Regions from separate parts of the Mus musculus genome. Here region 1 is linked to region 2. Evidence: chromatin loops called from intact Hi-C (ENCODE). Cell type or tissue: gastrocnemius. All regions are shown on one strand.

Region 1 (8,000 bases), 77 kb after region 2:
ATACAGAGCTACAGCCCAACCCCTAAAGAATCTTTATGTGGCTTCGGTCACACATATAATTCCCCCAGGCTTTAAAGCCAAGAAAAACTGAAAGCTGAGCTGTCCTGAAGCAGTGAAACCTTTAAATCTCCTAGTTTCTTTACAAAGAGATAAAGAAGCAGCCATAACACAGAAACAATCTGAAAGGGCTACCTTTTAACCTAACACACACACAGATCTCTTTGGTGAAACTATCTGGCCAGGCATGGGGGCACACATACTATAATCCCAGCACTTGAAAAGCTGAGGGAGAAAGATCTTAAGCTCAAGGCCAGCCTTGGCTATGTAGTGAGATTCTCTTCTCCAACAAAACAAGACAACATTTGGAGGGTAATATTACATTTCACATACTGTATCATGAACACAATACACGGAGATTCCACAGTACAAGGATTAGGTAAAAGCCAGATATAATTCTGGGAAACCAATGTAATCAATGGCCCGTAACTATCCTCTACATCATAGACAGTGGGCATCTTCAGGAGCTTAGGCAGCTTGGGCATCAGTCACTACAGACAGCCAGGAAACTGAGGGGCTCTCTGGCTATAACAAAGCAAGGCTCCCATCCTTAAACCAACAACCTTACTGTGCTTCTAGGTGGTCAACCTGTAATTCTGGAACACCTATTATTTCTTCAGTTTGATTGAACAATAACTTACTTAAGAATACCAACTGCATATTCAGTGAGCCTCTCTTTAAGGGGCTTGCACTCTAATAAAAGAGGAAATGAAATATATACCCAGAGTAGCACAGAGCAGGTTGTCTGAAACACCTTAGGAGTGGGACATGCCAAGGGTCATTGCCATTCAGAATTCCTGCCTCAATGACCCAGATCTTGAACTTTAAAGGAACTTTTTGCTAAGTCTCTGAGGCTTTTCTTTATACTGTCAGAGAACTTTTAAGTTAGCTAGAAGAAACAGGGATGCATCTTCACTAAGGATTTATACTGGGTTACTCTATTGTTCATCATCACACCTCTGCAATTTCATCTGACACCAATTCTCACTGCTTGGGTAAAGTTCTATTCTGAAGACTTTTTTCTATTACTGAGCCAAAGGACTGACTATTTGGAGGCAGAACATTTTCTGCAGTGTGGAAGTGTTTGTGGTCAACTCCAAGGGGTTCACCTGGTCTGCTTCTGAAACCATACCTGGACTGGTCCTCTTAATACGGTAGGGGTGGTTGGGAGGGGGAGATAGCATGGGCTAGTGTACCTGTAAGAAAAATAAGTGTTGCGTGATCTCTTGAACTAGCTCCTCCTCAGCATTTTCAGGATAAAATTTGGCCAGGAAGTGAAAGGTAACTGGTTCTTCCTTCGAAACATCATGATCCAACACCTGCAGAATTGCAGAGCAGAAGACATGCTGTGCTGGCCCCTTCTATTACCTTCAAAGCGTGCTTTGCAGGGAAGGTAGACAATCCCTTCCCGTTACATTCTTCCCATTTCCTAAAGGCTGTGTGTGTTATACAATTGGAAGCACTCACAGAGCCATCCATAGCAGGATATAATATCCACTTCATGCAGGGGTTCTGAACCAAATCAATCAATAACCCACAGGGTGAGCGGAGCCACAGTGACAGCACCAGGATTCTCAAAGCCACAGAAAATGGTTACAAGCTAGAATCTAAAACTCCAAGATCCTGGGCATATCGTTTATGGAAGACTGAAATAACTACATCTACCTTTATTCTTTTTTTTCTTACTGCCCACTCTAATAGGTTTCACTGGAACACAGCTTAAACAGATCATTTACATGTTATGAATACTAGAAGTGAAACATATCCATCACGGCAATGCTTTGTTCCCGGAATCTTCCAGAGATGTCCACAAAATGCTTGCAGTGCAGTAAATAACCCATTGCCTTTAATCTTCTAACAATCCTACCCATCCCCTGAAAAGCTCGGACCATCTGGTCCCCAGAGTGAATTCCATTTCAGGACATAAACATGCTACCAGGCTCCATTAACATGTGTCATAATTTATTTCCTTTGAGCAGCAGGTTCTATGACTCCTGATGCCCCCAATCTAATATCCATTTGGCTAACACTCAGGTATGATTTAAAATTCACTTTGCTGAGAATCATAAAAAGATACAGAAAGCTTTACTGTTGCTGATATATAACTCTCTACATGCCTGCCCAAATTCCTGTGGCTGTCCTCAAGGGATTTAAAATAAACCTAATCTAGGTGGCCCTCCTAGACACTGGTTCTTTGTGGCACTGAGTTTCTAATCACTGGAGTGACCATTTGAAACTGACAACCAACAGGAGTTCTAAGCATGAAGGAGTTCACCATGTACATGCTGTGAACACAATTTGAATACCTTACTTAGTAAGACAAGAGACTTTTGTTGGTCATCATATTATGCGGTAGATAACTTCAGGGGTAACATTGATAGGGGAAACAACATTTAGGGTCAGCGTTAGATGTGAACTAACTTTGGGAATCAGGGGTCCTTGGGCTTTGTTCTCCAGCTGTCTTCAGTGTCAGGTGGCCAGGAAAATGGATGGGCATGTCTTTTTGTGAGGATATGAACCCCTTAGAAGGCAGCTTCCTTAAGTCATATCCATTTCCAAATCTTCAATTTGCTAGAAACCTAGATTCCATGTGCTTTAGAACCCTGAGGAGGAAAAGCCTCCGTCATCGCCAGCTCTTTATTCCTTAGCAATGGTTAAGTCAGTTGGATCCTCATGTTCTCAAAGGCTAGTTAAAAAACAAAAACCAACTCTAAAGAATATGAGGCCTAGGAAAATCTCTCACAGATGTACACCGTTGTTGTTGTTGTTGTTGTTGTTGTTCTGAAGTATACAAAGATAGTGGAAATGTCCTGGGGAACCCTGCTTGTCTGGGAAGTCTGTGGAGGCTAGGAATGCCTGACTATAGGATCTGCTTTCTACATACATGACTTCATTTAAAAAATTGTTCCCTTTTTTGCCATGTCCCTGTGACACCTCAACAATGAGCAAATAAGATAAGTGAAGCTAAGTGCGTGCTCGGGAAAACAAACAAACAAACAAACAAACAAACCCAGAAAGCACAAGCCTCCCCCACCGGTTTCCCTGAGATCTAGCCCAACCTTCTTGTCCATTTTGAGCCAGGCCACCGTGTCCTTGATTGTATACTGCAGTCCAAAGAACCAGGTTTCCCGAAGCCCCAGTGTCCGGCACACCAAATCAAACAGGTCCTTCCCCTTCCATTTCATCTGCAATATAACAAACCAACAGGCAGGGATGTTGTAAGCAAAAATCGCAATGGGCTCACACACACAATTGTTCTCAGCACTCTCCTCTGTCACCAAAATGGCTGATGAACACTGAATTCCCAAATAATTTTAATGCTTCCCACACAAAACCATGAGTGGGAAAATACCAATTACAGCTTAATGGCTTAATTGCTGCGGAGCACACACAATATCTCCTTGGACAGTTCCATACAGATTTCAATATCCCTGAAGCTGCTAATTTAGGAAACCTGGTAAATAAGCAGCCTCATTTAGGAGAGTCAAGCCTCCAGAATTAGCCCAGGAAGATGGCTAGTTGGTGAGACACTAATTCCCTTGAGATTTTTTTGTTGATTTTTTTTTTTAATCGTGACTCTGTCTTTTGATAAAAGGTAAGAATTTTTTTACTTAAAAAAAACAAAACAAAACAGTATTGAGCCGGGCGTGGTGGTGCGCGCCTTTAATCCCAGTACTGGGGAGGCAGAGGCAGGCAGATTTCTGAGTTCGAGGCCAGCCTGATCTACAAAGTAAGTTCCAGGACAGCCAGGGCTACACAGAGAAACCCTGTCTTGGAAAAACAAACAAACAGTATTACTAAGAAAAAATTAAATATATGGAAACTGTACCCAAAGTCACAAACTGTAGAACAGAAAAACAATGAGTCAATAGGCCAATTGCAGGCCTCTGTCAGGATGCTTGGCTAGACCCAAGCAGTTACTCATGTCACAAAGAACAATTCTAAATGTTCAGTGTCCTAACCCACACAATAAAAAACCACAAATATCAGTACCCCCAGAGCTCGTGTCTCTAGCTGCATATGTAGCAGAAGATGGCCTGGTCGGCCATCATTGGGAGGAGAGGCCCTTGGTCTTGCAAAGATCATATGCCCCAGTACAGGGAATGCCAGGGCCAGGAAGCAGGAGTGGGTGAGTTGGGGAGCAGGGCGGGGGGTTGGGTTATAGGGGGCTTTTGGGATAGCATTTGAAATGTAAATGAAGAAAATATCTAATAAAAAGCACACAAAAATACTATAATATGTCTATTCCATAGTCGCACTTTCAAAAGGACTTAAAGAATCTCTGCTAAACCTTTTCTCTGCTACTCAATGGTGTAGCTGGAAAAAGCAAGCTAAGACGTCTTCATTAGGATAAGAGGATGCAGGGCGGCTGAGTAAATGTTGCCACCTAGTGGCTTTACGTTAACTAGGTTTTTCCTATATTACTTCTTAGCTACTGTTTGATGGCTACCCACCCCAACTACCCCATGCATGAGATAAACATTCAACAACACTTGAGTACAGTTATGATCATATGAAACACATGTATGACCAACCAAGGTTCAACTGTAAGGGAGAGATGAAGCCACCTGAGTGCAGAAGCATCTGCTTCTTTCCCACCCCCATTAGAAACCTTTACCCACCAGGGACACAGCTCAGTCAGTAAAGTGCTTGTCTCACTAGCATGAGAGCCCATGGTTGTGGTGGCCCAACCTTGTAATCCCAGCACTGAAGGAGTGGAGTAGAGTGTGTGTGTGTGTGTGTGGGGGGGGGGGGGTTAAGGGGTAGAGCTCACTTGCCTAATAAAAGAACTCCAGGCCCCAGTAAGAATCTAGCTTAAAGGGGGGGGGGGGGGTCCACGAAATTGCTCTCTGAGTAAGGGCTCTTGCTGTTGTCAAGTCTGAACACCTCCAACCTGAATTCAATCCATATGGTAGAGGAAGAGAACTGCCTGCCCAGATTGCCCTCTGACCCACAAACCATGGCACGCACTCAAATAGAGAAAGAAAGAAAGGAGGGGGAGGGGGGAGGAGGAGGGGGAGGGGAGAGAAAAGGAGGAAGGGAGGGAGGGAGGAAAATTAGAAGCACAAACAAGGTGAACAGCTCCTGAGGAAGCAGAGGCTGACCTCGATGCTTGTGTCAGGTGTGTGTCATGGTGAGTATGTGGAGCTCAAAGGACAACATGGTGGAAGTGGTTCTCTCCTTAGAGCTCTCTATGGCTCTGAAGAGCAAATCTGAGTAGACAGCTTTACCCACCAGCCATCTTTTTTTTTTTTTTAAGATTTATTTATTCATTTTATGTATATAAGTACACCACCATTGCTCTGTCCAGACACACCAGAAGAGGGCACCAGATCCCATTACAGATAGTTGTGAGCCACCATGTGGTTGTTGGAAGAGCAGTCAGTGCTCTTAACCACTGAGCCATTTCTCCAGCCCCGCACCAGCCATCTTGCCTACCTCTACCACCAGCCGAGTGCCTACCCAGCACTCGGGAGGCAGAGGCAGGCGAATTTCTGAGTTCAAGGCCAGCCTGGTCTATAGAGTGAGGTCCAGGATAGCCAGGGCTACACAGAGAAACCCTGTCTTGGGAAACAAAAATGTTCTTTTGGAGAACTGGAAGCTTCAGAATGCCAATTGTCCGCTTGTCTCTATTTTAAGCAGGACACGGTATATGAACTATAGATGCCTACCTTGCCACAAGATAACGTGCCACTAAAAAACAGGCATTAACTTGAAGAAGTTAAGTATCTAAGGACCAAGAGGATCAGGACATCACTTCCGATCCAGCCTCACTCACAGGCATAGCCAGGTCAGGCCTTGGCACAGGGCTGCCAAGAAGCAGGATGAGCAGCAGAGGGAGAGCTGTAAGGAAAGCTTCCGGGCAGTGAACGAGGCTGCATCCTGGAGAGCTGCAAACCTTAACATAATACTGCATTACTGAGGGTTCTGTATGCTCCTCTACTTGTTTGTTTTTAAAAATGCAGACCTATTTTTGTTAAATGCAAAAAGACAATGCGTTTGCCCCCATGGAGCTTGCAATAAAGTAAAAAGAGGAACAATTCTCAGAACAATTCAGAATGCCCTACTTACATTTTTTTCCTACTTATATTTTAACATCAGCTATCAGAACTGGAAATGTGCCTCAGTCCTCACCCCCTGTGAATCCACGCTCTCAGTGTTGTTGATTTTGTTTGTTTTGTTTTGGTTTTGGTTTTTCGAGACAGGGTTTCTCTGTGTAGCCCTGGCTGTCCTGGAACTCACTCTGTAGACCAGGCTGGCCTCGAACTCAGAAATCTGCCTGCCTCTGCCTCCCAAGTGCTGGGATTAAAGGTGTGCACCACCACGCCCGGCCCACGATCTCAGTGTTAACTTGAGTAAACCGAGTCGCCAATTATCTGACCCCCCTTTTCATGATAGGCAAACCTAGTCTCACAAACACACTTTCCCAGCTCTGCAATCACTCAATCTTTTGTCCCTACCTTGGCCAGTAAGTGAGCAATACTGAAACAGAAGCCCTTCCCAGCAGAGTCATATAGCTCATTTATTGCTCTGTGAGATCAGAGTCCATTTTCCAACAAGTACTATAGAGCATACCAGAGTATGCTCAGCCACACACCGAGGCTATACAATGATGGAAAGAGGCTGTTTGTGGGAGAAAGAGGCAAGAACTCAGGGCAGAAGAGAGCTGAAGAACAGCTGAGGTTCAGTGATGGAGGAAGGAACTCTATCTTAAAACAACAAAACAAAAGCTACCACCATCACCAATAACAACAAAACCACCACCACCAAAAACCACAATCGTATCCGATGAGGCTAAAACTGACAGCCAGCCTCAGGAGTGGGTGTGTGCTGGAGCAGGTGGCTCACTTCAGCCTTTGGCTTTGAGGACTCATCTGCTTTCTGCCTGTACTCTACTGGGTAAGGAAAAGTTGCCGGGAAGGAACAGTTGCAGTCTGGACAAGAGCACAGAGCAGACTTCTCCTGTCATCAAGAAGGCAGTAGGATGCATACACTAGCAAGATTTTGCTGAAAGGACCCAGATATAGCTCTCTCTTGTGAGACTATGCCGGGGCCTAGCAAACACAGAAGTGGATGATCACAGTCAGCTATTGGATGGGTCACAGGGCCCCCAATGGAGGAGCTAGAGAAATTACCCAAGGAGCTAAAGGGAACTGCAACCCTATAGGTGGAACAACAATATGAACTAACCAGTACCCGGGAGCTCTTGTCTTTAGCTGCATATGTATCAAAAGATGGCCTAGTCGGCCATCACTGGAAAGAGAGGCCCATTGGACTTGCAAACTTTATATGCCCCAGTACAGGGGAACGCCAGGGCCAAAAAGGGGGAGTGGGTGGGTAGGGGATTGGGGGGGTGGATATGGGGGACCTTTGGGATAGCATTGAAAATGTAAACGAGGAAAATACCTAATAAAAAAAAAAAAGGCAGTAGGAGAGAAATAGCCTGGGACTGGAAAGGAGGCAGCCCCAGAACAACATTTAAACAGGCTAGAAGGAGAAAAATTTAAAAAGGACACCTACCTTCATTTCCAGCGTGAACACCTGGTATCGCAGGGAAAAGAGAGAAGGAACACAGAAAAAGCAACACGTTTGGGGGAAAGAGATGAGCAACTGAGTTTTAGACAAGCTGCCTAAAGAAAGCAAGTACCCTGGTAGTATGTACCTTTAATCCCAGCTTGGAACGCCAAAGCAGGCAGATCTCTGAGTTCAAAACCAGCCTGGTCTAGATGGTAAGTTCCAAGTCAACCAAGTCTACCTTGTCTCAAAAACAAAACCAAAACCAAAACCCACAGCAAGCAAGGTAGAGATGCCTTAAAGACATTTAAGCTTCAAGCTCTCTGGGCTAGGAGCTGGCTCAGCTGCATGTGCCACAAAGCTAAAGACCCCAGTTCCTTCTCTGGGACAACAAGGTAGGTGTGATGGTTTGTATATGCTTGACCCAG
Region 2 (8,000 bases):
CAGCTCCACCTCGTTGGGCATGTAACCCAGGGAGCGCATGGCTGTTCCCAGCTCCTGCTTAGAGATGAAGCCGTTGCCATCCCGGTCGAATACCTTGAAGGCCTCTCGGATCTCTGCGGAGGAACAGAGAAGCTGAAACCGGCCCTGTCCCCAGCAACCTATAGGCCTGTTGAGAGCCAGTCATAGGGTATCCAGGACACACTCTTGAGCTGTGATCTAGGGTCTCTGGGCAGACAGGGAAGAGGAGATGAAGGTACATCTGGCCTGAGACAGTGACCGTGCTTGGGTCTGTCAGCCTCCCTGCCGTGCTCAGGGCTACACCATGCGGTGGGCGCAGGGAGAGCACCAGACCCGCTGGCCAGGTTAGCTGCTGGAGGCTCCCTATGATCATGTGGCACCATCGTGCCTCATCCCCTTCCCGCTGGACTTCCTGTTCCGGTCAGGCAGCACTAACTCATGGTGGGATGACAGAAGACTGAGGCCTGAGGGCCAGAGGGATTCTGCACTTGGACCTGGGGAACAATGCACTTGATTTAGACTTTGGGACCAAATAACACAGTATATGCTCTTAGGCCAACCTTAGTCTTATGCACAGCAAATGGGTGATATGTGGGAGCACCACTAAAGCAAACACAGCAGGAACCTTTCACCTTTGCCCTGCCTGTCTCTCTGCTGTCCTCACAAACCCAGCAGGATCCTAAAGAGCATTCCCCTAGAGGGACAGATTGCAGTCCTTAGCTCCAGCCCCCGTGGGCAACTTGTTCACTTGCCACCTTCATGGCCGTTGCCTGAATTGTACCCTGGGTAGAATTTCACTCAGCAGGGCAAAGTCAAGGTAGGGGTGTGTGTGTGTGTGTGTGTGTGTGTGTGAAAGAGAGAGAGATATAAAGACAGATGAAGTGCTCCACACTGCAGACCTACAAGGGTTTAGGAGGGCAGGAGGCCAGCCTGGTTCAGTGAGAATTCAGGGCAATTACACTATCCTATTGGTTACACTATCCCAAGCCTTAGGGCTCCATAAGCCCTGAAATGGCTTGTAAGGGGCCTATACTTTGAGAAGAGGGAGTGCAGGCCAGCCTGTTGGCCCTGCCACAGAGTAAAAACCATGGCCCTGATCCTTGTCTGGCTCTTCATGTAGGATCACACATGATGAGGTCTTGAGGTCAGAGTCCCACTGTCCGGCTGGGGTAGACATTACCCACACGTGCCTCAGGCAAGTTGTAGGGTCTGTTTTTTGAATTAGGAGCGTCAGGGCAAGGAAAGTGCTGGGCTGGTAGATCTGAGTCAGACCCAGGGGTTGCAGAAAACCTTGGACCCTAGCAGCTCTAGGCCAAGGACCACCCAGCATTTTCCTGGGCCCTGAAAGAGGCGATGTGCCCCTTGTGGCCAGAAATGAAGACCTGGCAGCAGCCAGGGCTGCTGGGGAGAACCCGGAGCTGCTGTGGGAAGTCCATTTGCCTGAAGCATCTGGATAGTGCAGAGGTGTGCTTAAGTTCCCTCTCTCCCGCGCTCTTTCTCCTCTCTCCTTCTTTCTCCCCTCTCTCCCTACTCTTATTTCTAACCAGTGCTGTCACCTTTCTGGACTGGTGTCCAGGGAGCCCCTCAAGCCCAGAGGACACCAAGACTGCTTTGTACCTGCAGCTTTGTCTGTCCTCATGTCAAACTCAAATGTAGCCCAGACCCCCAGCTGAAGGACTCTGTCGCTCTGCCCCTGCCTGGCCTTGCCTGTTCTCTGGTTGCCCATCCCACCACACTCCTGCTCTTTCCCTCGAGTGGATTGTGCTGAGACCGAGTGGGTCTTGTCCACAGAGTCCCCATCACCGAGAACAGGACCTGTCCTTGAAAGGATAAACGTGCTCAAAGGACTGAATGTGAGAGCACTCCAAGGAAGGCTCAAACAGATGTCTCCACACCTCACAGAAGAGAGAATTGGAGCCACGGGTCGGTCTGAGGAACTTCAGAGTCAGAAACTGTACCCCTTGGAGTCTGAGGCCCGTAAGGGAGCCCTGCCTAGATATGAGGAAGGAAGCCGAAGTCCTAGATACAGTGGGGATGCTATGGAAGCCACTCTCTGCTTTGTGCTGAGGCCTGAGCTACACTTCCCACCTTGGCAGGTTTCAGGGTGACTCTCCAATTGTGGGGCTGCCTCAATGCCCTTTTCCAAGGGCCCTGAGGAAAATGCACCAGGCAGGAGAGACAATAATGAGCAAGTGAATCGTGGGATGTATGCTCAGGGGACAGGCTCCAAGACAGCTGTGTGAGTACCAAAGACGTTTCTCAGGCAGGGCTGACCTCCCTCCCAAGGCTGCTGGGTAAATCCACAGCTGGCCACTCTCCATCTGTGCATCCCCCTCCCCCCTTCCAGCACACCTAGCTCACATAGTGCTTCAGAACACTATCCCAGCCCACTCCATCCATCTGCCTACAAGAGGTCCAGTTCAGGCATCGTCTTCTCAGCCAGAGAAGTATTCTGATATCCCAGACCCAGGTTTGAATCCCAGCTCTGGTGTGATGTTGCTGTTTACTTATGCAATGGAACTTTCTGCAATGATTAAGTGAGAAGAATCACCCAAGGTGAGCCTTGTAAATCAGACCATCTCTGATGGCAGTGCGGGAGGAAGGGGAAGTCTGGGGCAAGCCTGGGTGGGATGCCTCACTGGCCTGCCTGATAGCTGGGACCAGAACTCAAAGCCCGGCCTTGAATTCTGTCTGGTTCTCCTGCTCAGCAGCCAAGCGACCTGGGCAAGACACTTATTTCCCTCTGAATCTCTGATGCCTCGGCTGTGAAGTAGGATGAAATCTTGTTCCATGGCTGAGGTCTAGCCTCTGCTAAGGGCCCCACGGGGGGTGGGTGTCAGGATGCCCTGTCACTGTATGCCGTAGACAATCACTACTAGATGTATTCCCCGAAAGCCTTGCTCCCTCGCGGCCCCATGAGGGAGGCCAGGCAAAACTTGTGCTTCATCTTGGCATGGGGATGTCTGGCCTGGAAATGGGCTGGCAGGGCCTCTAGGTTTCCAGGCTGATCTTGTCCCCTACCTTCCGTTTTTAACATGAGATTCCCAGACCCTCCCAACTTGTGGAGCTGCACTGGGACTGACGTCTTCTGCAGACCCAAAAGGATGCAGCACTGAGCCGGAGAGTTTGAGTCTGGACAGAGAGGGAACACTGGAAGGGGCAGTAGTCACCCTCTATGGTGGCTGCCATTCTCCGCAGCATTGGCTCTGCGCCCCAATCCTCCATCCTTGAATTTCTGGCCTGTGCAGAGGCAGCTGCCGGGCTTGGGATTCAGGAAGCAAGGGCAGAAAAGGGGGCTCCCCAGTGGTCCCCAACTGGCCACCCTCAACAGAGGCTCCTCATTCCATTCCAGAACCCAGCCTTGTGTCTAGCTGCTTCTCTCTTTCAGGAAGCCAGTCCCATCCCTGCCTTTGCATGCTGGACCCTACTGTCTAGGTGAGCACACTGTCTCAGTGTTGCTGGAGGTCCCCACTTGGATGCATTTTAGAAAGTGGTTATGTTCCAGCCATGGTGTGATATATTCAGGAGGAATGTGGGAGCACCCTTGCCTCTCGTACATGGGGCTGGGTGGGCCTCCAAGTTAACTCTGCCTAGCCCACTCTGCCTAGCCCCTTCCTCTCTAGGACCTCAAGTTCTGCAGTCCTGGTCCTCAGCTTGCCTCCTTGGCCCAATACTCATGCCCTTTGCTGCCCTGCTGCGAAGCCTGCTTCAAGCTCGTGAGTCTGGAGTGCTCTTCCTACATTTGGGTCCTCAGCCCCCATGGCCAGGCCCTGTGCTGAGTACTCCCACAGCATTCTCGGCCACCATCCGTCCAGGTGACAACAGTGCCATCCGTCCGGGTGACAACAGTGCCAATCCCCTTTTATTGATGGGGAAAGCAAGACTCTGAGAGGCGAACTCTGAGAGGGAGAGTCCAAGTTCACTCCCTGAGCCCAGGGTGTAGAGACTCGAACCCAGTACTGCCTGACTCTTCTCCTCTCACCCCCACATTCTACTCTTCCCTTGCTGCTTCTGGTCCTCCTCCCCCATGCAGACTGACCGCCCCCTGGATTTCTGCAGCAGGCAGCACGAGGTGTCTGCAGCATTTCACCCCAGGTCACCGACTCCCTTGTCTAGTCTATGGGCTGCTTCACTGATCCCTTCCAGCCAACAGGGCCTGGGTCTTACCCAGACTGCCCGGGGACAGGAAGAGTAGTGTGTACTGGAGAAGTTAAGGAACCAAAAGTGGCATCTGTATGAAGGACAGCCGCTCTGCACCCAGCCCTGGCATTCAAGACCCACTGCAGGGAGCCCAGAACCTGGTTTTCAGCCAAGGAGGGGTCTGGAGAACTTACTGCCTTAATGTGTAGATGCCCATAGGCATCTGCTGGCTCTGTGCCCTCCACCTGCCAGTCACAGGGATGGCCCTGTCCTTCAGGTGCCCCCTGCACCAGGGCCCCTCCTCTAGTCCAAAGGGGACCAGAGAGAAGCAGGGAGTGTATTTGATGTGATGGTGACTAACAGCACTGGGCTTCTGCCAGCATGACCACGGGATGGCTCGGAGGGAGCGTGGGCCTCCTTGCCCTTGCATTGCCCACCCTGGCGCTTCTCACCCCTGCACGACTGTCTCTCTCAGCTTCTCGATAGCCTGACTGGGGATCCAGTGAGACCTGGAGTCATGGGGCCAGGTTATGTGGGGGGTGCTGGGAGCAGGGGAAAGGAGGCTGGATCTCTCTGGGGAGACATGCCGCCTCTGTCCCAAGAGTGGAGAGAAAGGGGTGGATGGACGCTTCTGCGTGGCTCAGAATTAAAGGCAGTAAAGGAAAGGGAAACTGGCCTGCGCCCTGCACCCCTCCCGGGCCCCATCTCTTCCCCTCAACCTGGAGGAGGCTCTGCTTTGGTCCAGACAGGACAGGACCTGGGGTTTCCGGGGTATAGACTAAGCACACATCCTTCCATCTGTGCCTCCACTGTTGGGGCTGAGAGCCCCTCTGCGACTTTTCCTGCTTCTGAGTTCATGGGGGGTGTGGGAAGTGGGTGTCTGGTGGACTGTGGTGCAGTGAGCATGGCAGTTGCACCCTTTCTCTCTCTCTCCACTGTCTACTCGCCCAAAATTTGCCCCAGACCAGGCCTGGGCTGAGGACAGACTTCCCGAATGGCTTCCCCTGGGCTCCCACTAGTATCCTTTCCTATGTTGGTCACTCCAACTCACTCCTATGAGCCCAAGTGGGACCCCAAAGCTGAGACCCCTTGACTACAGAGACCGGAGACAGGCCCATCATCTGGGTAATCTCAACCCCTCCCCCAGCAGCCGACAAACACCCTAAGGGACCAAGACTCCCATCAGCTCAGAGTCTCCGACTCCACTCCATATGGGGCCTCAAGAGGCCTGGGGGGAGGGGAATCTTGAGCACACCCCCGCCCCCAATCTCAGCAGAGAAAAAGCTAGGAAGGCCCCAGGGGTCTCACTGCGCCCCAGGACACTCAATCCAGGAACCCCAGCCTCGGCCTGCTGCTCTGATCTTCAATAGCCAACTGCCTGCGTGCGGTCCCTATTCCCGAAAGGCACGGGGACTAGGGTCGGGGGGAGGTTTAGGTTCCGGCCTCTGCCTTTCCTTCCAGGCTTTTGCTATCGCGACCGAGCCTCCCAATCCGGCCACTTGTTGTCGCCAACGCCTCCCAGCTGCCTCGGCAGCGCACGGGTGGGGGGTCCCTCGCAGGGCCGCAGAAGGGGATGGGGGTAGCCCTGCACCCAGCAAGAGCGGGGCAGTCGCCCTCTCTCCCCTTCTCCCACTGCCGGAGCAGATTGGATTCTCAACGCGACACGAGCGGAATGTCAATAGGAGCGCAGAGCCACGGGCGGGCGCCGCGGAAGGGATCAGGATGCGGACGCTCCGGTGGCGGGCGCGGGGGGCAACAGCTCGGACTCTCCACTTCAGCCCCCGCCGCCTTGCCGCACCGTCACCGCCGGCCACGCGGCCCAGTGACCCCGCTGCGGGGCCCCGCAAGTTTCCGCAGCGCTGGGGGCCACGCGGGCAGGGGCCGGGCTGCTCCTGCGCCGCGGCGACCCCCACCGCGGCGCCCGGGGCCACCCGGCCGTCCCGCCTCCCGCGTAGCCGCTCATCCGAGTCGCGCAGCAGGGTCCCGGGCTCCCCGGGCCAGCGCGGCACCAGGGCGCACAGGTAGGAGGGCTCGTGGCAGGGGTCCCGGCAGGGCACTCACCCTCTAGCTCGTCCTCAGGGATATCCACCGGGCGCTGCTCCGACAGCAGGTTGGGCACGGTGTAGATGCCCCGGTACATCAACGCCGCCGTCACCGGGTGGAACGGCATCTTGGAGGCTCCGCGCCCGCCCGCCCGCCGCAAACTTTGAGGCCGGGGCTCATGGGCCGCCGGCGGCCCCGGGGGCGGCTGGAGCGGGCGGTGCGCGCGGTGCGGCGCGCAGTGGCGGCGGCGAGGCAATGGGCACCCGTCCGGGACCTAGCGCCCCTGCGCCCCGGGCTGTCGGGCCATGCCGCCGGCTCCTTCGTTGGGATCCCGGCCGGGGGCTCGCAGGGATGGCGGGGGCGGCGCCGCTCCGGCCTCTTGGCTCGGACCGCTGCGCGCTGCGCTCCCTCCGCGCGCTCCGCGTTGCTCGCCGCCCGCTCGTCCGCTCGCTGGTGCGGCTGCCCGACCCGCCGCTCCGGCTCCCGCCGCTGCCGCCACCGCCGCCGCCGCCACCGCCGCCGCCGCCACCGCCGCCGCCGCCGCCGCCTGCACTCCTCACTCGCTCGCTCGCTTGCTCTGTGCGGCGCTCGCCGCGCTCCCGCCTCCCCCGCCCGCCCCTCCCGCCCCCGCCCCTTCCCGCTGCCGGCCCCTGAGCGGCCACCCCAAGCCCTCCCGGGCGCCTTCTCTGGTTCTCCCCGACTCTGCTTTTCCCCCAGTCTGCTTCGGATTGCTGTCTCCCGCACCCCACGTTAGCAGCCAGCAGGACCCGGGTGGTGTGGACCAGGGGTGGAGCCGTTCCTTGTACCCCCTATCCCACCTGCCTCCACTAACCCTCCCCCAGCGAGAGCGGAGAGCTGAGAACTAACGACTAGAGACCCAGAAAGGTGAGGTTGCTCCAGGCGCGAGGGTCCTCAGGACCAGTAATCCTCAAGTTGGTGCCAGGAGAGGCTCCAAGGTGGGGAAACTGAGGCTTAGAAAAGGACATTGGCCAAGGTCACCAGGCAGGGCCAGCAGGCAGAGGCCAAGCACAGATCTGCAGGAGACTCCGCTGGCCTGTGGCTGACACCAGCAGTTGACTTGATCCCACAAAGGGCTGTTGTCCTGGCTCCTTCCTGAGCCCTTGCCTCTCAGTTTGCAGAGCAGGAGCCAAGGTCTGTCTCATGTCCCCAGGGGCCATGAGGAGGAGGCAGACGACCCAGAGCCTGTTGGTCACATGGCTGCAGGTTAGACCTTCCTCCGGTCCTTAGCATGTGTTCTATGGGGGTGGGGGTAGGTGTCTGGAGGGGGGGGCAGCATGTGCATGCGTTTCTCTTCATCTTTCGTTCAGGACACTGTGAAGATACGTTTTCAAACCCACTTGCAGATGAGAGTGTTTGAACTGTGCACGGCCACCTACATGTGAGCTGTGAGCTGGCAGCGAAGGGCAGAAGCCCGGAAGCAGGTGTGGGCAGGTGCGAAGGCCCTTGGGCTGGGAGTGCTATGCGTATCCGAGCACAGATGTGTGTGTCTCCGTGTACAATTATGGGATCTGGTGAGCCCCTGGCCTGGGTGGGCCTCAGCTGGCCTCAGTCTCATTCCTGGAACCCTCATCTGAACTATCTCCCTGCCCCCTTGGGTCCAATCAGCCAAAGGCCCCAGCAGGAAAGCTGATTGCCACAGCCTGGCCATGCCCTTCCCTGGCTGATTACATTTTTCTGCTTGTTTCTGCTTTTGTCGCTGATTAATCATAGCCCTGTCTTGGCGCCGGGAGAGAGGGGCTCAGTGAGAGACAACACCCCCAGCCACCCTGGGCCAAGGC

The links. Hi-C counts contacts between places; a loop is a spot of excess contacts. Peaks named below come from ENCODE experiments on the same cell type or tissue, not always from the same donor. Only the 100,000 strongest peaks of a DNase experiment are listed, where the experiment ranks them.
Region 1: it touches region 2 in a loop (1.8-fold over the local background); 7 of 42 quality-filtered maps call a loop at or near these places.

Annotation. Positions count from the first base shown.
Region 1 is chr11:4,817,252-4,825,251 of GRCm38, forward strand. It overlaps Nf2 (neurofibromin 2), which reads right to left. Exons shown (of 17, transcript NM_001252250.1): 2 at 3,117-3,242; 3 at 1,254-1,376. Among named protein-coding and RNA genes, the nearest start is that of Nf2, 28 kb to the right of the region's middle. In gastrocnemius, CTCF peaks have their summits at 4,447 (motif pointing left) and 5,422 (motif pointing right); no DNase peak of the experiment used is centred here.
Region 2 is chr11:4,740,400-4,748,399 of GRCm38, forward strand. Cabp7 (calcium binding protein 7) reads right to left here and starts at 6,780. Exons shown (of 5, transcript NM_138948.4): 1 at 6,220-6,780; 2 at 1-113. The coding sequence starts at 6,328. Gm35102 (a long non-coding RNA gene) reads left to right here and starts at 5,427. Exons shown (of 4, transcript XR_003949631.1): 1 at 5,427-6,179; 2 at 6,919-7,086; 3 at 7,373-7,425; 4 at 7,530-8,000. In gastrocnemius, no CTCF peak of the experiment used is centred here; DNase peaks (open chromatin) are centred at 4,432, 5,802 and 6,489; H3K4me3 peaks cover 1,660 bases.